Regions from separate parts of the Homo sapiens genome. Here region 2 is linked to region 1. A link is an interaction called in ENCODE POLR2A ChIA-PET data of the cell type or tissue named here. Cell type or tissue: MCF 10A. All regions are shown on one strand. Links, peaks and the distances in the headings refer to the core of each region. The heading gives the core; the rest is flanking DNA.

Region 1 (5,382 bases), core at 54-5,053:
GCCGATGCTAGTGTGTACACTTGGCAAGAGTGTCATACCTGGGACACTCAGTGTGCAGGCTCACTTTCTGCTACCTGTGCCCTCCAGTAAGCTTGTCCATCTGCCCTTCCCACCCTCCACTGTAACTGTGGAGTGGACATGGTAGTGCATAGAGGCCCCCATGTGGAACAGCCCCAAGTGAAGAGAGATCCCGTTCTAAAACAGCCCAGAAACACACACTTACCTGAAGTATGAACAAGGGCAACTAATGCTACCATCCTTTGGAAACTGATAGAAAAGTGAGTAGCTCAAGTAGAAATGTTGAAAGAGGAGACTACGTAGACCTCCTTGTTTAACGGTGTAAACAGGGCACTGACGTGACACTCAACAGTTACGATTTAGCTAGTGCTCCATCTGTGTGCCTCAGGACTCCTGTCGCTGCCCATCTCTTAGGAGTTAGCTCTTTTGGGGGGTTTTATGGACACCTACTGATAGCGTGCTTGTCTCTTACTAGAGAATAAATTGTCCTGGAAATATAAAGCAGGCAAACAATGTGAAAACTAGATAACAAATAAGCACAGTTATGTGTGAGGATTTAGATTGTTCTTGCCACTTTTCGAAAGCAAACAAAAGACATTTTTAGTCAAAAACATTTCTTGGGCAAAATCTGTAACTGGGCTACAAGGACAAGAAGGAATGAATTTATATTATCTCAGTTGAGAACCTCTTTTAACTCAGTATTTATTACTGTCTAGGGGAAGGGGAACCATTTTTGTTTTGTGCTTGCCGTGAGGAAAGTGCTTCCATATGAATAGAAAACCAGATTAGAAATAGAAAAGGTCAACCACAGAAGTATTTTCTAGCCTAAATATCAACCATATAATTTTTTTAAAAGCTTCGTAGAATAATACTGATTTCCATAAGGGCACATCTAAGACTTGATTTCATTGTGTTCAGTAGAAAACCTACGCATTTTTTATGAGTCCTGAATAGAGAGACCAACTCATAATTGTCTGAATAAAACTTTGTCTAATTCACCCTTTACTACTGACATTAAATGCCTTCATATTATTTCTGGACTATGTCACAGACATCCATAATTAATGCATGCTGTGACTGCAAAGATGGGAAAGGACATTACCTAAGAGACTAAAAACATGGCTAAAAATAAAAAACTTCAACTAACTGGTCAGAGAGTAGATTTCCAAAGCTAAGACCACGGCTTACAGGGAAAGTGAGAACTGGGAAAGAGTAAAAAGGTAGCCAATTTTATTTCCAAACTGTGTAGTATATACACAGAAATAGCCCACACCCGCAGAACTCGGGGAAGTCACCATCCCAAAAAAGAGGTATGGCTGTTGAGGCACCTCTGGGTTTGCACTGCTGCTTCCATTGCTACCCACAATCAGAATACCTTTTTTTGGTTTAGAAAGGTGGTATAACAGTGAGGATAAGCTGACAGGGCCTTGCAGAAATTCTCCTAAAATAAAAGCTCACCTCTTACCCCGGCAAAATCAGCTTATCCTTAGGCCTTCTTCAGATGACATAAAACTTTATTATTTTAAATGTATTTGTGCTTGCATTCCAAGAAGAACATAACTACACAGATTTCAAAAGAAAACATGAAATATAGTCAATGAATGCAACAAGACATTGAATATTTGTACAGTGTTTTTGAAATGGACAATTTCTTTAAAAATCTGTTTATAATTAACACATAATTGCAAATGTTTACAGGGTAGAATGTGACATTTCAGTACATGTATATATTGTGTAAGGATCAAATCAGAGTAGCTATCACATCCATCACCTCAAACATTTATCATTTCTTTGTGGTGATAACATTCAAGATCTTCTTTTCTAGCTATTTTGAAATATACACTACATTATTAGCTATAGTCACCTTAATATGTAATATAACACCAGAACTTACTCTTCCTAACTGTAGCTTTGTACTCACTCTTGACTCATCATCCAAAAAAAAATTTTTTTTTTTTTTTGAGACAAGGTCTCACTGTGTCACCCAGGCTGGAGTGCAGTGGCATGATCATGGCTCACTGCAGCCTGGACCTCCTGAGCTCAATCGATCCTCCCAACTCAGCCTCCCAAGTATCTGGGACTACAGATGCACACTACCATGCTTAGCTAATTTTTTTGTATTTTTGTAGAGAGTGGGTTTCCTCATGTTGCCCAGGCTGATCACCAACTCCTGGGCTCAAGGGATTCACCTGCCTCAGCCTCCCAAAGTGTTGGGATTACAGATGTGGGCCACTGCACCTGGCCAAAATCTTTATAGCTATATAACGTAGTACATTCTATTTCAATTTATACCATCCACAGGCATATTCTGTCTTTATCTTCTTCCTCATCATCAGTGTCACCAGTATCATCAACATTCATTGAAAACTTGATTAGTGTGATACTTACAAAGGAAATGTGATAAGATTATTAAAAGTCTTAAAAAAAAGCTTATGATATTAAAAAAGGAGAGAGAAAACACCAATAAAAATAAAATCAAGTGCAGAGGCATGCCAACATAGAAACAACCAGACCATATCAAGAGATGTGGAAAAAGTAATGTTGGTAATGAATAGGAAGTCATTACCAATTCCTTCTCCTAAATGCTAAAGAGGGACCTTGCCCAATTTAAAGCCTGGTAACATTTAAGCATAAGGGGATATCATTAGTTGTTTTTGAAAGACGTAGTTTATAATAATCACCTGGTGATGATTTAGCCCTTAAGGAAAGTGTTAACGTCTTCATCTAATACTACAGCCTAGTAGCTTGAAAGGGTCAGGTAACTTTCAAATCCTTGCCTCATACTTCGTAGTGATGGAGGGTTGGAGAGGATTTGGTTTGTTAAACCAGACTTTTTCTTTCTCTGACTCTCCTTCATCCAGAAAAGGAGGAGACTACCATTTCCAGTTGGTTGGAGGAGGGTCTCTTGCATAAGCAAGGGCCCTCAAAGCATGGGCATTGGTTAGCAATTGAGATGGGGTTGCCAGATTAAGCCAACAAAATTTTAGGAAGCTCAATTAAATTTGAGTTTCAGGTAAATAATTTTTGTCATAAGTGTATTCCATGCAAAATAAGGATAAATATGTAATATACATATAAATATTGCATGGGACATACTTGTACTAAGAAATTAGTTACTGCTTACCTGAAATGCCAGTTTAACAAGGTTTTCTATATTTTATCTGGCAACCCTAATTTGGGGTATACTGCAGGTCTGCCTTTGAAAATACCGGTTGGGACCTCCGAGTGGACTGGCAGAACTGGAAGAGGCAATTTATCACAGACCTGTGTTGCTTTATTTACCCTCATGGCTGGCCCTTGGTAGTCAGAGAAGAGCCCTGATATACTGATGCAGGATGAGCTTGATCACTCGTCTCCTAGCAACCGCACAGCTAGTGGAAGGGAGACTGCTGACCCAGAGATGGTTCTGTGTTGAATCTAGCCTTGCAGGAAGGCAGCAAAGGAAAGGCTTTTTGACTATACCTCTTCTTTTGTCTTGAAGGGAAAAAGCAAATTAAGTGTTTTTATTTGAAATTTAATTGTGCATTCAGTATATTTTTAAAACAATTTTTGGGAAAATAACCTAAATGTCCAAATTATAGTAATCATGGATAATTATTATTCTCTTAGAGAAATAAATTGTCCTGGAAATGTAAAGCAGACAAGCGATGTGAAAACTAGACAATAAGCAGTTATACATAGGGATTTACAGTAATCTATTCTTGCCACTTTTCTAAACAATTATAAGTAATATTTAATACTAAAGGAAAATGTTCATGATATAATAGATGAAGAAAGATAAGATAACCTGTTCATTATTATTCTGGTATTGTTTTTTCTAAGCACATTTGTGTAAAGATTGGTAGGATATATATCAAATGTTAGCCTAGAAATTGGGAAGATTTAAAAATTTTCTGTATCCATATTTTCTAAATTTCCTATAACAAGTACACTACATTTGAAATAGGGAACATAAAATTTTTAAATTGTAAAATCATCTTTTGAAAGAATTTTTTAAGTTAAATTTAGTTTCTATAATGTTCCTAATTTGGAGAATTAACTGAACCCAGTTTTTAGAGCTGAAAATGGTCTCAGGATCACAAAGCCAAGTGGTACCTCAAGTTAAATGTCATGAGATTTGTTTGTCACAAAATAGACATAGTTTTTGTAGCTTACCTGAGAGTCTCCCTCTAGCTCTGTGTCTCAGAATGTCAGGTCGGCAGTTTACTTCGGCAGCCCGTTATGCATTAGGAAGCTCGGCTATCTCTAGTCATGCATTTCATTCAGCGAGGTCCATTTAGTATATGATACCCCTTATGTATTAAAATATAATTGTACATGTTTATAGAGTATAGTGTGATGTTTCAGTACATGTATACATTGTATAATCAAGTCAGGGCAGCTATCACATCCATCACCTCAAATATTTATCAGTTCTTAAGATCAGTTACTTATTCCTCTTTACAGTGTATGAAATGTTTTGTTTTTTCATGGAAGAAATTTTGACATTTGTGTTGTTTTCATACAGCCGATGGAAAATGTCTGGTGTCGGTTGGTTTAGACGATTTTCACAGTATTGTATTTTGGGACTGGAAAAAGGGAGAAAAGATAGCCACAACAAGGTAAGAAGCTGCCGGGATCTTACGGTATCCTGCTGATACCACGGTTCAGTAAAGGTCAATAGTTTTCATTTTCTGGTAAGATTTCATCTTCAAACTCAGGTGAAATTGACGTAGAAGGCTTAGCACCTAAGTGAAAAAATACTGCAGTATTTCATGGTGCCAAACCTGACTTAGAGCAGGTCATGTTTGTTGCGGTGAATCAGAAAATTCCGAAATCCTCTGCAGAGAGTCATTCACCGCTTCATTTTGAGTGGTCTGTGTAATCTGTATCAAAGCACTTCAGCAATAGAAAAGCAGCTTTTCTCAGGCTGGTGCCTTGCCCCTTGTTTTTCTTCTGTCCTAGCATCTGGTGAAGGATTGTCAATGTCACCAGAATCAGAAGCACCGTTTGTCATGAGGCTGCAGCATGCTGGAAAGGAGGCCCCACCGTGTGCATCTGCCACTTGCTTTCAAAGCAGGCAAATTGTTTCCCTAATCTTCCGTCTTATAAATAGATTTTTTGAGACCGACTGCTGTTTATAGACCACCTGTCCTCCCTTACCCCAGCCTTCCTGCCTGCTGAATCAGCACTAAGTCTGAACACGACTTTCCACTCCTACTTACATTGAGCTCAGCTGTTTGCCCAACCCTGATCAGGGGTCAAAATAGTTGGCAGCCAAGGCCCAGCAATACAATTTGTTGCCGAGGCGTGTTGTCAGTGTACCTCCCTGCTCGTTCTTCTCTGCATTAATGATGTCCTTTCTGTCTTGCGATATAAAATCAT
Region 2 (5,382 bases), core at 173-5,172, 68 kb after region 1:
CAGCCAGCTCCTGCCATGCCCTGGGTTACATCATCACCAGGAACTCCTTTGTCCCTCAGTGTCTTAACCAGCTGTCCTCTGGATTTCTCATTCCCGGGTACACCTGATCTTCATCAAGACAAATAAGTGCCTAGACACCTTCATTTTTCCCCAAGTTCATCAGCCCTTCCTGGCCTCACTTTTTGTGCCTACCCAAATGCCATTTCCCAGTCCTGTTGGCCCTTCTCCCCTACATTCCTCCTACCACCTGCCTCTCCACTCTTCTTATAGGAAGTCCCACGTTGGCACAGATGGCCACCACCAGAGAGGCTGCCTGGCTGCTGCACATGGCCCTCCAAGCTCCTCCATCCTTTCCTTTGGTTGGTTTTCTCTGCTGCTTCTCAGCAGTCATCCAGGTTTCAACTCAACCTCCTGCCCCTCCTTCACTGAGAAAACAGAAGCCACTGGCACGCATTCCATCTTGGTGCTTCTTTCTCTCTCCTCCATTTTGCTTCCCATCCTTCACTCACGTAAGCCATTCACCTTCTTCCCTCTCTTCTCAGAGGAAGTAAGTCCCTTCTCCTATTCAAGACAGTTCCCTCACCTGGTGCTTGGCCCCGGCCTCCTGTCCATCCATGCTCCCTCATCTGTGTCTCCTGTGTCACTCTCCCACAGCCAGATCCATGTCCTCAACCAAAAAATACATCCCAGTTTCCCACCTCCACCCAGCTCTCCTCAGGAAAAAAAACAGGTCCTTTGATTAATCTTATAAACTTACACATTTCTGCCGTCACCTTCCTTCCAACCTTTTTCCTTTCTCATTCAGGCCTTGTAGTCTTTTCTTCATTCTCTATCCTATCTCATCTGTCCTCTGTCCCTGCCATTCTGCTGACATGGGGGCTCTTTAACCCCTGAGTCCAGTGACTCTCCTCTCTCTGTCTTACTAAGAGAACTTGTTTCTTCTAGAGTAGCATTGTCCAGTAGAAATATGTGAGCCACGTGTATAAATTTTCTAGCAGGCACATTAAAAAAGTTGAGATGGTGACATTGATTTTAACAATATATTTTAACTCGATATATTAAAAAATATTTCAACATGTAATATAAAATTATATTTTACATTCTGTTAAAAACTTTTCAGTAGGACTTCAAATTCCAGTGTGTATTTTATAGTTATAGCACAATTCAAACTTTTGAAAGCCACATGTGGCATTGGCTACTGAATTGGACAGTGCGTGTTAGAGAAGAATATAAACGTTCTTCTCTCGCCTTTTTGAAAGAATCTCTCTTGGCCCTTCTGGTGCCTCCCTCTCTCTTCTCAGTGTCTCACCTCTGCTTCCTCTTCCAGCCCCTTACATGCTGTTGGTCCTCAGGATTTTACCTTTGGCTGGCATCTTTTCACCCTCTACCATCTACCCTCTCTCTTAATTAATCTTTTATATCCCACCCATTGGCTAGTGATTCCCAGGGTCATGTCACTGACTCCCATCTCTCAGTGGAACTTCCAACTAACAAAGCTATCTCACGGGTGTTCAAAGCTCAACGTGCCAAAATTGAACTCATCATCTTCCCTCATTGATATTTTCTCTCTGTCTCATTCCATGATACAACCATCTGTCCAGATATGCAAGCTGGAAAACTGGTATTGCCCTTGAGTTGCTTTTCCTACTTCATCCCCTAAAGACTCTCCATGACAAAGTGCTGTGAAGTCTATTTCGCCAACCTTTCTTTAAATATTCACCTGTTTTCTTCTCCATAACCACTGCTCCAGTCAAGTGCTTCATCATTCCTCTCTTGGATCATCACAGTGGCCTCTTCAGTATTCTGCCCATCTTTACTTAGTTCCCTTTACGCCACCCTTTGTACTCTCATTTTTTCACCCAAATAACTTTGTATTCACCTAAAATAGCCAAGTCTAAGACGATATCCCCATTTTTTAAAACAACAACAAAAAGACACAAAGCTGTGTGATAGGCTTCAGTCAAGAGCATTTTCAAGAGGGTAGGCTTCTTTCAGGACATCCTGCAGTTCTTCTGCCTGAATCCTTTCCATCACCCCATCACTAAGTATCTCTGTACATGATTCTGGAAGACATAGGAATACACTCAACAGAGTCCAGTTCTTAGGAATACTGTTAACAGAGTCCAGTTCTGAAGAATGCACTTGACACAGTCCAGTTTGGTCTTGATAACAGAGAGGCCCCCTGGCTTTGGAGATTTTTCCTAACCCTGGATTTATCCTAGAGCAGTGGTTGCTAATTTCTCTGTGTTTCTCGCCCCTCCCTTTCTCCCTCCCCTCCCCCATCCATTCCTCCCTACCCCCCTCCTTCCCTCCTCCTTCACTCCTTCCCTCCTCCCTCTCTGCCTCCCCCTTCTCCCATTCCTCCCTCTCTCCCTCCTCTCCCACTCCTCCCTCTCTCCTCCCATCCCATTCCTCCCTCCCTCATCCCTCCCTACCCCTCCTCCCCCTCCCCTCTTTCCCCCTCCCCTCTCTCCCCTCCCCCTTCTCTCTCCCTTCTCTCTCTCCCTCCCCCTTCTCTCTCCCCTCTCTCTCTCCCTCCCCCTTCTCTCTCCCCTCTCTCTCTGCCTCCCCCTTCTCTCTCCCCTCCCCCTCCCCTTTGGATTTCCCAAGACATTCTAAAACCATTGGAGCATTTTATGCCACATTTTGGAAGCTGAAGAAAGCTGTTTCCTCCAAGGACACTTTGAACATTGTCTGATGAACACGACTCAAAACAACTTCAAACTTGAATTTCTTGGCTAGTTGGAACTGAGTTTCCCCACACTCACACCCACACCCACACCCCTCTTTATAGAAACTGGTTGGAACGACTTGGTTTCTCACAGGCTGTCCAAGCCTCACTCCCCAGTTGGCTCTCATGTTGTACTCATCTTGGGTTGCAACTGACTCGTGACCTCAGTGGTTTCAGAAGCTTCCCTGAGCACTTTGGCCCTGAATGCTCTTACACATTTCAGGTCATTGTGTGCTCTGCTCCACCTCTTGCTCTGTCAGCCCAGTGCCTTGGGGAGGGGGAAAGGAGGGACAAGTACCCAGGCATTGGCCTGCCTTGCGGGTCTGTGCAGGGCAAGAGCCCGTGTCAGGATAAGACTCCCCACATCTTTAGTTGAGTCTAAGCTTTCTCTTCAGCAGCCCAGCGCTGGGCAGTGGGATGACAGCAGGAATTGGCCTTCCCATGATCCTGCCCTGCCCACAGAATGTGCCAACTGTTTCCACAGGGGGTACAGGGTTGTGACTCTCCCCACAGGCACTGAAGAGCAGGGCCGACTTGTTACTCAACACCAAGCCCCAGGCTGGAGTTCACAGCCTCTCCCTGGGCTTCCTGCCTTCACTCTGTCTTCTTGGCAGGCTTCTCCTGCTCTCCAGAGCTTCGGCCTGTGTGCCACCCTCTCTCCTGATTATCCAGTTTGTTTGCTGTCTTGCCAGGCTCCCTCCTTAAATTTCTTGCCAATGGAAGCTCTTTCTCCTTTGTTCCCTGACCCTGCCCCCCTGCCCATTCTCCTCAAAGCCTACTTGCCCCACCAGGCCCCTTTGTGTCTCTGCTCCTCCCACCTCCAGTCTCTCACCCCCTCACCTTCCCAGATCTTGGCCCCACTGGGTCTCCCTGCCAATGCCGGGTTGTGCCCACAGCCTTCCTCGCACTCCTGTCCTGTGCCAGCTGGGAATGACCAACTCTAATGAGCTGATTGGACTGAAAGTGAGTGAATGTCCTCATGCCTCCACTCCTTCCCACCTCAGCAAAGCTTTTCAGAGTCCCATTTCTGATGGAATCTGAATCTAGAAGGATTTAGATCCACGGAAAACTGTTAAACCTCCAGTGTTTGGCTACGTGTGAAGTCTCTGGCAGTCCCTCCCACATCTGATGTTATGAACACTGTTTATAGATGCCTGGAAAGAAGCTTTTAATACTTGTATTGTGTTTTAACTTGCTTTCCTTTGGAGGCAGGGAATTGTCAAGTAAGTATTCACACCGCTCTGGAGACAAACACAGGTGTTTGGTGAACATCCAGTACTAAGTGTTCACGCAGAATCCACAACCGCGAAGGGTCAATACTTAAAATCCGCTGAATTTGCCACAATGCAGGTTTCTTCCCCTTGCTCCTCTCATCTTCAGTTTTGAAGCAATACAGCTGTAAACATATGCTTGCGAAATGAGAAAGAAACATTGAGATTGCTTTACCTTTCGGTTTTTTTCTGAAAATCAAGGTGAAAAAAAAAAGCATCGGATTGCGTCTGTGTATATATATACAATCTCCTGTATATATAAATACACGGTGTTTGTGCTTGTACGCATACTCTATATTCACTGTATAATATATTACATATTATACAACCTGTGTGTCCCCTGAAATCGAGCCCTGTGTTTATCCTCAAATAATGCCTTATGAGCCATGCCATAGTTCCAGTGTCCTCTTGCTCTCCTCATAGCCCCTGGCTTGCTTTTGTCATACACTTAAACGTTCTTAGGTGAAAGAAGAAACCCACGGATTTCATTTGAAAGTCCCACTAAAACAGAAGAAAGAGCAGATGTCCTGGGAAGCGATAATTAATGTGAAGGAAGTGTCTAATTGTGAGAACTGGCATGCCCCCAGTCTCCCGATTTTGCTCAATTTGGTGGCGATGATGTCAGCCGGGGGTGTCGTTTTGCAGAGATGTGCTGTCTACCCATTCTTCAGTGGTGATTATAATACCGTTTGGTCCAATTATCACTTATGATTACATAACGTGTTTTGATTGAAGAGTTTCTGAGAAAATAAAGGTACCCTGTCTTCCCCTGCACACAAAAAGAACCCCCGCAAGCCATTCGAGCAGGCAGGCTGACCTACCAAGAAACACTGGGAATTATTAGGCTAAATTATGAGTTGAACTTGATTTGGAAACAAAGTATCCATTGTACATAACTCCCCACGACATCCAGGAAGATGTCATTGTTTTTCTGACAGCAAGTTTCTCCCCAGCACACTCTAAGCAGAGTCCCCGGGCGCATTCGTAAAGTCACGGAGAGTGTGCGGGAAGCATTGACAAAGCTTCCTTTTCTCTCCCTATTCTGTAGGCGCTTTAGTGCAGAGTTTGCCCAGAGACGCCAGGGTATGAGCTTTCTGAATTTGTAGACTGGTGCACTCTTTCATTTCTGTTTTAGTTCTTTGCTGGCATGCTGGGGAAGCATGGTGTGTGCCACACAGGAATGTCTGTTCACTTGGAAAATGCTTGTGCATGAATGAGGTGGTTGCTAATGCGGCTCTAAACTGTACTAAGTTTCTCACTTGGCTTTGTTTGCTGCTTTCAAGGGGATCAAGGTAATCCTTCTCTTTGCATATCCCGGGAGCAATAACTAATTACTTTGGAACATGCGGTGGGAGCTGGTACAGTTCTTTCTCGACCCAT

The links. Peaks named below come from ENCODE experiments on the same cell type or tissue, not always from the same donor. Only the 100,000 strongest peaks of a DNase experiment are listed, where the experiment ranks them.
Region 2: POLR2A ChIA-PET joins it to region 1 with 5 read pairs; 4 of 35 experiments call an interaction of 5 or more read pairs at or near these places.

The regions. Positions count from the first base shown.
Region 1 is chr2:54,875,022-54,880,403 of GRCh38, forward strand. It overlaps EML6 (EMAP like 6), which reads left to right. Exons shown (of 42, transcript NM_001039753.4): 17 at 4,526-4,619. Among named protein-coding and RNA genes, the nearest start is that of EML6-AS1, 130 kb to the left of the region's middle. In MCF 10A, for the core only: no CTCF peak of the experiment used is centred there; no DNase peak of the experiment used is centred there.
Region 2 is chr2:54,942,721-54,948,102 of GRCh38, forward strand. The region is part of intron 28 of EML6 (EMAP like 6); the gene reads left to right. Among named protein-coding and RNA genes, the nearest start is that of RTN4, 110 kb to the right of the region's middle. In MCF 10A, for the core only: no CTCF peak of the experiment used is centred there; DNase peaks (open chromatin) are centred at 2,881 and 3,251.